Linked DNA regions of Homo sapiens: all the other regions are linked to region 1. A link is a contact called in ENCODE Hi-C or POLR2A ChIA-PET data. All regions are on one chromosome and are shown on one strand. The core of a region is the stretch at or near the end of the contact, and the rest is flanking DNA. Distances in the headings are between cores, read along the strand shown.

Region 1 (3,536 bases), core at 506-3,005:
TCCAAAAGAGTGAAAATGCTATATACTATTCATGCTAGGGATCGTACACTTGGAAATCCATATGTTCATATATTCATATTGATAGAATTTTATAATTGATTCTGAAAAAACGACAAAGCCTTTGAAAATTCAAGCAAAAACTTCTACGCAAGGCTAAGTCAACACAATAAATCTGTTTTTAATATAAAGTGGAATATAATCTACACTAATAGAAAGTTAGTTTCTCCCAGGCTGGACGTGGTGGCTCACGCCTGTAATCTCAGAACTTTGGGGGGCCGAGGCAGGCAGATCACAAGGTCAAGAGTTCAAGACCAGCCTGGCCAATATGGTGAAACTCTGTCTCTACTAAAAATACAAAAATTAGCTGGGCGTGGTGGCACGCACCTGTAGTCCCAGCTACTAGGGAGGCTGAGGCAGAAGAATCACTTGAACCTGGGAGGCAGAGGTTGCAGTGAGCTGAGATTGCTCCACTGCACTCCAGCCTGGGTGACAGAGCGACACTCTGTCTCCAAAAATAAAATAAAATAAAATAAAATAAAATAAAATAAAATAAAATAAAATAAAATAAAGCTAGTTTCTTCTAATCCTTCTAAAGAAATATTGAACATTCTATTTAAAGAATATATATATTTGAAGAAATGTCAAGTTGTTAGCCTGATGAAGTTCTTACATCTCTCTCAACATACCTAGTTCTAACTATGACTCCTTGCCTTTTTCCTTCATGCAGCCTCCAGGTTCATCACATGACTCAGCTAAGAGAAAATATCCAGTGGCTCATCGTTACCTGTGGGAGGAGGTCTGAACTCCATGGCTTTGCATTCATGTTCTTGTTTGTCTCACTTCAACCTTCATTCCCTCCAAGTCCTCGTTGTCCTCCCAGGGTTCCTCTGCTACAGCCGGGGGAGTCTGATCCCTGCTTCCTAAATTTCTCTGAAGCTTATCTACACCTATGTTTTTGCTCCACTCTTCTTTCTCCTTTATACACCAATTATTCTCCTGTTTTATCCAAATTATTCCCTTCTGCAAGACTCACATCAAGTACGATTTCTTTCTAGATGGCTCTAACTCAGTTATTGTTATCTAATTGCACACATATCTCTGATTATTGGCATTAGTCATTTGGAAATTTATTGTATGCTGCTTTGTTTTATTATTTCTCTTTTTCACCTGCCTTGTGCTTACTTCCCCAATTGGACTACAGATTCTTTAAGGATTAGAAGGCTAATATACCTACTTTTTGTCTCTATAGCATCTAAAACAGTAATCTGCAGATATTAGGTATTCAGAATATAATTCAATCTAGAATCATTTGGGAAGTTTAATTTTTAAAGAACTCTGAATCATTTTTCTCAAAACTGTCATATAATGCTAAATTTTCATTTCAGGTTCTGAGAGATTCTTTTCTTTTAAGCCCAGCATTTATGACTTTCAAATTTTAATAAATAGAACGCCCAAAGTTAGTCAACAGAAACGTCCTAAGTTAACGTGGGTGACCTAAGTTCCTTTGCTGTATTTTGTACACGTTTTATATATTGCATCAAGAAAAGCAAATGATTGCTGAAATGAGTAATAAGGAGCTTCACTGGCTAGTCAATCTTATTCCGGAAGCAAAAACTTCCACGCAAGGCTCATTTACATGTGCACACTGCAAAAGGAAGTTTTGGGCAAAATGTCTGCAGACTCTGTTCAACATGCGTGTCCCACTTAACCACATGATCCTTATAAAACCACCTATATCCGTTCTCATACACAGTGTCTAGCCGTTGTGTTAATCACTACTGACAGCTGCACTTTTTTTTTTTTAAGCTTCTGAGCTCTTTTGTGGCAATGTGGCGGGTTGTAAGTAAAGCAAATGCCACTTTAAAGCTAATCATGCTCGGTATAACTTTTACATACCATCATAAAGAGTTATTTGCTTACATATTCAGCTCTTGCTCTACACTAGGAGTTCTTCGAAGGCAGGGACTATTTGTTATTTATTTCTTCATCATCTCCAGCACAGGGCCTGACAGGTGCTTAGTGACTGTTTATTGAATGAGTGTTTGCAGAAAAAATAAATCAAGAGATGGAGAAATAAAGAAATCTGAGAGGTGGAGAAATTAATAGTAGTCCCACAACCAATGAATTAATTGATAAATGTTTACTAATCTCCTACTTTTGAGCCCTGAACTTCAAAGAGAGTGAAGGGAAATATGATAGAACAGACTCATTCAGGATCACTTTTTACTCAATTTAAAATGCAGGCAAGTGAAAACAGAAACTGGGAGGAAAAAGAGTTCTCCTCTATTCTCCCCTAATTCCTTTATTGAGAGGAGAACTTGCATGGATGTTCTTGGATTATCCAAAGCTTGTTTCCTCCATTCTAGACATTATCATGAAAGGCACGAACTGGTGGTTTATTTTGCCTTCTTAATGTTAAAAAAAATAGAAAATTTTACACTGATACTCAGATTTACACTGATACTCTGTTCTTGAAAAATATCTAGCAACCGTAGGTCAAAATTTCTGCATAGCAATAATTTTTTGAAACTAAACAGTGGCTGCAACCTTTAAACAGGGTACATGGGTAGTATCTCCAGGTTGCCATTGTGTCCATTTTTGAGGCACATGGAACTTTACAAGCGCTATCTGTAGTAAAAACCTGGGTGCTGAAAAATTCTTGATTGAGTTTAGAATGGAAGGGATTCTGGAGGGTGGGTGAAACATGAACTAACTTAATTTAGCTATACACATTATCTAGATAGAGTGAAAAATACATTGAACTTGGGATCATTTTTTAGTATATTTGCCACTGCTTAGCTGTGTTTATATCTTTAAACACTTGGACCTTATTCTCTTCATTTTTTAAAAAAGGCCACTACAGCCGCTTTCAGCTTTACCATTTTCGATTTTATTTTTTAGTTACCTATCCAACATAAGTGGATTATAAGACAGGAGAGAAACCTATAGGGAAAAAGGAAGGAGAAGAAGAAGGAGCACGTAGAAGAAGTAAACTGATGTTAATTTAGTCCCTACTTCATAGCTACTCTTTTACATTGTCTCTTGTAACCATCACCAACCCATCATGAGATAGTTATTATCCCTGGTTTATAAATGAAAAACAAGGATTTGGAGTTTCAGAACACACTGTAGAGGCAGAATGTGTGTCCTGGCTTCTTTGGCCCTAAACAGCGGATACTTTCAACAGGACTTGTTGATTTTAGTGCCTTTCCTTTCATAGAAAATTAGATTCGTGGGCCAAGTATGGTGGCTCATACCCGTAATCCCAGCACTTTGGGAAGCTGAGGTAGGTGGATCGCTTGACCTTAGGAGTTTGAGACCAGCCTGCGCAGCATGGCAAAACCTTGTCTCTACAAAAAATGCAAAACTTAGCTGGGCATCGTGGTGCACAGGCCTGAAGTCCCAGCCACTAGGGAGACTGAGATGGGAGGATTGCTTGGGCCCAGGAGGTTGAGGCTGTAGTGAACCATGATTGCACCACTGCACTCCAGGCTGGGGGACAGAGCAAGACCCTGTCTTAAAAAAAAAAATTGGAT
Region 2 (3,536 bases), core at 506-3,005, 960 kb before region 1:
GGAAATAAATTACAAGTGATGGAAACCCTTTGCCTGAGGACCAGATTATTTCTTTAAAAAATAATGTATGACTTCTGTATTTAGTAAGCCCAGGAGTGGTAGATCAAGGGGCTCCATATGCCACAGAGACAGCTTATCTCTCCCCTCTTCTATGTGCTTATTATACTTCAACTGGGCTTTCCCAACAAGGTGAGAAAGATGTTAATGACAACTTCAAGCTCCACAGATTACCAGTTCAGCAGCCTCAGTAGAGGGAGGACACCTTTTCCTGACACATTCAGTAAATATCCACGGAGGACTCTGATTTAGCCAGGCCAGGAGTTGGAGGTGGCCCTGTGCTATCCAAACCACATGGACCAAGACCCAGCAAGGTTATAATCTTCCAGAGAGAAATCAGGTCCTGCTACCAAACAGGCAAAGATAGCAGATTTCCCCCACAATTCCTAGATATCAAAACAATAACATGAAAATTCTAAATGATTGAAACCAGTCTTTATGGCTGGCTTTTGTCATCTATCACAAAGAACAGAAGCTTCATTCAGCCACACAGCAGAATACACAGAAATCTACTTTTTTAAATGGCTTTATTAACAATTTACATCCCATAAAATTCACTCATTTAAGGTATACAGTTAAATGGTTTTTAGTATATTTACAGAGTTGGACAACCATCACCACAATCAATTTTAGACCATTTTCATCATGCAAAAAAGAAACCCTGTACCCATTAGCAATCTCTTCCATCTCCTATCTCCCCCACTCCTTGCAGCCTATGGCAAGAATGAATATATTTTGTCGTTGATGTACAAAATATTGCACCTGCTTAATGTATACAACTTGATACAACTTCACATATGTACCCACCCATGAAACCATCACCACAATCAAGATAATAAACATTCATCACTTCCAAACATTTCTAAATGCCCTTGTTTTTTGTTGTTTTTGTTTGGAGGGTTTTTGTGCTAAAAATAACATGAGATCAACCCTCTTAAAAATTTTAAGTGAACAATATTGTTAACTATAGGCACTGTGATATACAGCACATCTCTAGAACTTATTCATCTGGTATAACTAAAAATTTATATCTATTGAACAACTCCCGATTTCCTCCTTTCCCCAGCCATTGCTAAACACCATTCTATTCTGTTTCTATGTGATTATTTAGTTAACTCCATAAATGGGAAAATACTAATCTTACCTTCTCATACCTCAAATGGGGCAAAGATTTAGGAAGGTTCTCACAACTAGGGCTGCAAATCTGAGTGGCCCATCCACAAGAATTAAATAGGAAATTATCTGAAGAATTTAATTGACTATTAATTATAATTTACAATTGCCCAAAGACATTTCTTCTCTTGTGCCTTTAGCTGTAAATTACATTATTTAACATATATTGTTATTTCCTTTTGTACCTATTTTACGACAACCATTATGCTTGATTCATCATTTTTCCCTTATGTAGTGCTGTGTAGTATAATATCTTGGAGCTTATGATTTAATAAATATTGATCTCCCTTGGTCTTTATTATGCTAAGAAAAAGAGACCTGGTTCTCTTTTTCAGGTTATCATTAGGCTTGTGAAATGTGATATACAAAGTGGTTTAGAGCCTTGAAATGCAGTCAGGAAGCCATTCTAAGAACTACCTGCGTGACCTGAAACCTTGCAAAACAGGAACTTGTCTTTAACATTTGAACTGGGTCACACCGCCATGACCACAACATCCTGGAAAACAGCCGAATTTCACCAATGCTGCAACTCCTAAACAGTGACAACCAATGAACTGTGGACTCATGTACTAAACCAACCACTGTCACCAGTGATATCTTTCAAAACAACTTGTGATTACCTTCAGCATCCTTTTACAAATCTGTACCATCCTACCTCTCTTCAGAACACAGTTTAGTTTCTAGCTCAGTCTGTCCCTCAAATTGCAATTCCTAAGACCCCAAGAAATGCCTTATCTTACTGCATTGCAGTCTAGTCTTCACCTCTTCCTAGTTGACAGGCTCCACAATAAGATAAACTATGTGAGGAAAGAAGCAAGCTTTGTCAATACAGTCAAATTGACATTTCTAAGAATTATATAAGTTTTCCCCAGAAAAATACAGTGACTTCTCTTCAATTCACACATTTGTTTCTTGAAATTTTGGGGACCACTTACAAAAGTTTAATGCAATCTTACATATTTTGGATAAGTCACTTTATAACATTGGGATCAAAATGCCTACTATAGTTATTTTCTATAAGTGGTTTCCATTAAGATAACTACTTTAACAAATACTAAATTTTATTATATTACTTTAATTACATTACTTTATTAAATACTAAACTTTATTATACCACATTAACTTTCTTTCCAGTAAAATATTACATAGAGTAAGAATTTATATAGATAAGTAGTCATAGATATAATGTTTAAAAATACCTTTTGATATGTCATAGGAAACATTGCTTTTAGCTTCTTCTTCCCCTTACCAAATAGTACCACTTATTACAGTCCTGTGCACTGTTCTGCACCAATAAGTTGAGCCGTTGACAAATGCAATTGGATTATTAAAAATCTTGTTTTCCCTTGATTATATTACAATCTGCAACCCATGACTCTCCATATGGTATTAAAATAAGTTTGATTAGAATTCTAAGGGTAACAGTAAGTGAATCACATTATTATTTCCAAACACATCACTGGTATGAATGAGAGTTAAACACTAACGTATACTTTTAAAACATTATCAACAAATTCCCCCAGTAAACAGCCAAACACCACAGAAAACCAGAATTAATCCTACTATCCAAAATTGTTCTGTGCAAAAATGAAACAAGAATACAATCGACTTCTGATTTGACCCTTATTAAAGTAATGCAGCATATTACAGTGGGATATTCTAATGGGCAAGAGAAAAAAAACAAGTCAGTTTTTTGAAACACACTATTCCATATGGCTTTTCCAAGGAAGTCCTAAATTTGAAGAGAGCATCCTGTTCATTTACATGGTTTCCAACACATTTAAGTTGTATAAAGGAATACCCTAAGGAAGCTTTTCAAGTTTGTAAACCAAGCACTTTGCCTTTACCTTTATTTGCTCCCACCAAAATGCTAACGATATCATCTGAAATTTCCTGCATCCCAAGGCATATGTGTACTAATATTCATTTTACACAAGTAGTTACTACATAGACCATGTGTACTGAAAAGCCTAAAATATTTACTATCTGGCCATTTACAGAAAAAGTGTACCAACCCCCATCCCAAACTAAAGCTAAAGACTTTAAGATCCTCCCTGCTTCATTGCTTTGTTAAATGCTGGCTCAGTCTGTTACTGGATAGTCAAAGTTTCAGATTTAAATTCTGCAGCTGAAATTTACCTCTTAAAAAATCAATCTCCTGTCATCTCTCATAAATTGATACAATTCTTACAAAAAATATGTTTGCACACAGCCCTTCCCTCTTCTGTATTGTAAACCTACCTTTCAGGTACCCTATCATGTAGGTCTCACCTGACTTTTATAAGGAAGGTATACATCTGCCTTGG
Region 3 (3,536 bases), core at 728-3,227, 590 kb before region 1:
AACTATAGTCACATTGCTGTACTTTAGCTCTCTAGAACTTACCTATCTCGCATAATTGAAACTCTGTACCCTTTGACCAACATCTCCCCATTTCCACCTTCTCCCAGGCCCTGGCAACCACCGTTCTACTGTCTGCTGACATATTTCTTAACTTGCTATTGCAGTCATCACAACTATGACCAAAAATAATAATCACTTCTGTAGCTACCCCACGAAGCACAAAGAAGTTGAAAATTATCAATATATTTATTAATATATTATGCTGAATTCAGGCATAACACTTTCTTCTGAAGTACTTTACATTCTGAAATCCTTAAAAAAATCTGTCCAGTGAATTCTGTGCTTGATAATAGTCCATCTATGCTGTATTAAAATTAAATTGTAACATGATCGGTTCACCTCATAATGATCTTTATTTCATAAAACAATTTGAGATGAGGTAAAATTTGACTTCAAAACTAACATAACACCATAAATTTCCAAAATAGTTTTATAAAAAAATTAAAAAGCCCACAACACTATAGATAGATAACATACCTTAATTTTTATTTTATTTTATTTATTTATTTTTTTATGAGACGGAGTTTTGCTCTTGTTGCCCAGGCTGGAGTGCAATCGTGTGATCTTGGCTCACTGCAAACTCTGCCTCATGGATTCAAGCGATTCTCCTGCCTCAGCCTCCCGAGTAGCTGGGATTACGGGCATGCGCCACCACGCCCGGCTAATTTTGTATTTTTAGTAGAGACGGCGTTTCACCAATATTGGAGGGGCTGGTCTTGAACCCCCAACCTCAGGTGACCCGCCCGCCTCGGCTTCCTAAAGTGCTGGGATTACAGGACTGGCCACTGCGGGAGCTGCGGCAGCTGCGGCCTCTGGGTACGGGGTCAGCGGGCAGTCCTGTAATGGCCACATTACAGGACAGGCCATCGCGCCTGGCCACATGCCTTAATTTTCAAAGTCAAATTTGTCTTTAAAAAGAATGAATTCCTACCCTTTGGGGGTATTTATTTTTGCAACTAACTTCCATCCTTTTATTAAGTAATCAAACATAGCCCATTTGAATGTTGGAAAAGAACTGTCAGAAATACAAGTTCTTATTTTGTACTTTGGTAACATGAATTTTACACTTAGTTGAACATGAAGAATCAAAAAAGCTCTGGATTGTTGTAATAATTGTTTAGAATTTTAGATGTACCATTTGACCTTTGACTTTAAGATGAATTTCAGTGTCCTCAGTAAATAAAGGCTTACCCCCAACCTTAAATAGTGACGCACAAAGGCTATTATTACCACCACTGAGTGGCTTAAATAATCCTGTCAACAGCAATCGCCCATTTCCAAAGCCATGGTGAAACATCTCTGTGCTAATTTCTTTTGTTTTGTTTCCTAATTTTTTTTTTTTGGCAGGTGGTGGGAAATAATCTTTGTCTTCTTTGGAGTAAACCTTCAACACCGGATTTTTTCTTTTAATTATGGATGTAAACCCCAATATCCCCATAATTTACATTGGGTCTCGACCAATTGCCTAATTATAAGAGGATATATTTAGGCTCTTATTTCATCCACACAAAAACTTGTGTAACAGGTAGTTGGAAACATCTGAGGCACCACTTTGATTCTGTTTTGGATGGTCATGTTTTTTCTCCTCCGTTTCCCCAGCATGTCTGCCACCATCCTCATGCACTGCTTCCAAGTGCCTGGGAGCCTTTATGAGCGTCCCTAAACCTAAAAGAATCCAGAGGCGGGGCTCGGATGAACCCTCGAGATAAGCAAGTGAGCCGCTTCTCCCCTCTAAAGGATGTTTACACGTGGGTGGCACTCGCTGGAATCCAGCGCTCGGGCAGCCCTGGGAGGACGCGCTCAGCTGCGAGGAGGTGACCGGCGGCGGCGCGGGCAGTCCGGAGGGGCGGGACGGGGCGGGGCAAGGCGGGGGCCGGGCCGGAGGAGGCGGGCTCCCGGGATCCGCGGTGTCCGGCAGTAGAGCTCGCTGCAGATCCGGGCTCTGACCATGATTTGGCGCCGCGCGGCGCTGGCGGGGACGCGGCTGGTTTGGAGCAGGAGCGGCTCGGCAGGCTGGCTTGACAGGGCGGCGGGAGCTGCGGGAGCTGCGGCAGCTGCGGCCTCTGGGTACGGGGTCAGCGGGCAGGAGTGCCGCGGCGTGGTGCGCAGGCCTTGCGGGGGTCTGGAGAAAGCGGTGGGCGGAGGTGCCCCTTTGCCCCGGCGCCGGGTGGGCGAGGCGTACTAGCGCGTGGGCTCTGAGTCATAACACGCAGAGGCGCTCGAGGGATGGGCAGGGAAGGGTGCCCTCCGCGGCTGTGCTGACTTCAGGAGCCTGTGACTCTCGCGTTGAAAATACTTCACTCATGTTCACTTAGGCCATCCCTCTGTGAATTGCTACATAAAATACAAGACGCCGCAATCAATTGGAATTTCTCTGAAAGAGCGAATGATTCTTAGTCCAAGTGTGTCCCAAATACTGCAGTGGACATAGGAAAAACGGAACAGTTTTCTGGTGTTTGGTTACAATTCTAATTTGACCGGGCGTCCTGCATTCTTGTTTGCTAAACTTAGCCACCCTACTGCAGGAAGTGAAGGCGATGATTCCCGCTGAATGGCCAGAGCTTTTAGGATAGAGGCTGACTGATGGTGATGCCGCCTGCGGCTAGACCGAGGATAGTGCTTTCCTTACACTTCCTCGTTTGGAATATCAGCGGCTTCGGGACCTGCAGTGGAAGGGAACTGCGGCTGTGCTGCCCACGCCCGCGCGGCTGGTGCCTGGCGGTCCTGCCGGCTCGCACTTCCGCGCCTGCCACTGCGCACTTGGCCGGAGAGTCTGTCTCGCTATCTACTTGATCTGGGAGCTTCTATCAGTTTTGCAAGATTCTAGGAATCTCAAGTTTAACTTTCCAGACCAAGCTAGAGACCCCTCCTGAAGGGCTAATCACAGGCTGTTAAGTGTTTGACAGCTCTTTGAGGCCCCGCCGTGTTTTTTTCTGCGTATCCCTGGGGTCAATATAGCACTTTGCCTACTTAGCACACAGTAGGCGCTCCATAAATGTGGCATGACTAGGTGCTTCATCTGTGTTGAAATGAAATGTTTATTGTGCACTTACTTCCTCCGTGCATGTTTCTATTCATAGTTCGCGACAGTTTTTACCAAGGTCAACTAGAAATTGAAGGGAAAGGGTGTCTTCCAGAAACTTTTATTTGGGTAATATTTCAGAATGCACCTCCTACCTCCTCTCACTACCCAAGAAAACATTCTCTTGTGTTCTATTGGAGCTCCTTCAGTAGTAAATGCTGTAGTAGATGGTTTGGGTATGACAGTTTAAGTGCTGGACCTGAGATGAAAGGACTTGCTTTCTTAGTTGATAAACCAAATACAGCTTGCTGATTTATTCCACCAATGCTCTTCCTTAGGGCTAGGCCAGTGCTGCCTAACCTTTTCTGGTTTAGGCTTCAGGAACTCAACTTTCTTTTATCTTAAAGCTTCACCCTCCTCTCAGGTTGGCTGCAGTCTCCCTAGCTCGCTACCC

What was found. Hi-C counts contacts between places; a loop is a spot of excess contacts on that map. ChIA-PET counts read pairs that join two places held with the same protein, here RNA polymerase II (POLR2A). Pooled maps may share reads with other maps.
Region 2: a pooled map shows a loop between it and region 1 (5-fold over the local background). The contact joins two enhancer-like sites. A Hi-C loop is called at or near these places in 4 of 50 pooled maps. POLR2A ChIA-PET finds 5 or more read pairs at or near these places in 2 of 52 experiments (CD4-positive, alpha-beta T cell and activated B cell).
Region 3: a pooled map shows a loop between it and region 1 (5-fold over the local background). The contact joins the promoter of GLRX2 here to the enhancer-like site in region 1. A Hi-C loop is called at or near these places in 5 of 50 pooled maps.

Annotation. Positions count from the first base shown.
Region 1 is chr1:192,515,155-192,518,690 of GRCh38, reverse strand. LOC105371664 (a long non-coding RNA gene) reads left to right here. Exons shown (of 5, transcript XR_002958418.2): 5 at 728-3,536. Among named protein-coding and RNA genes, the nearest start is that of RGS1, 59 kb to the left of the region's middle. RefSeq lists enhancers at 1,754-1,873, 1,934-2,053. Within about 2 kb of position 1,755, at least 7 of the 41 ENCODE cell types and tissues checked have a DNase peak (open chromatin) inside an H3K27ac peak, as active enhancers do.
Region 2 is chr1:193,477,635-193,481,170 of GRCh38, reverse strand. All of the region lies in intron 3 of LOC124904475 (a long non-coding RNA gene), which reads right to left. Among named protein-coding and RNA genes, the nearest start is that of LINC01031, 170 kb to the right of the region's middle. Within about 2 kb of position 1,755, at least 5 of the 41 ENCODE cell types and tissues checked have a DNase peak (open chromatin) inside an H3K27ac peak, as active enhancers do.
Region 3 is chr1:193,103,855-193,107,390 of GRCh38, reverse strand. GLRX2 (glutaredoxin 2) reads left to right here and starts at 1,977. Exons shown (of 4, transcript NM_197962.3): 1 at 1,977-2,127. The coding sequence starts at 2,009. RefSeq lists silencers at 1,799-2,038, 1,818-2,112, 2,089-2,188.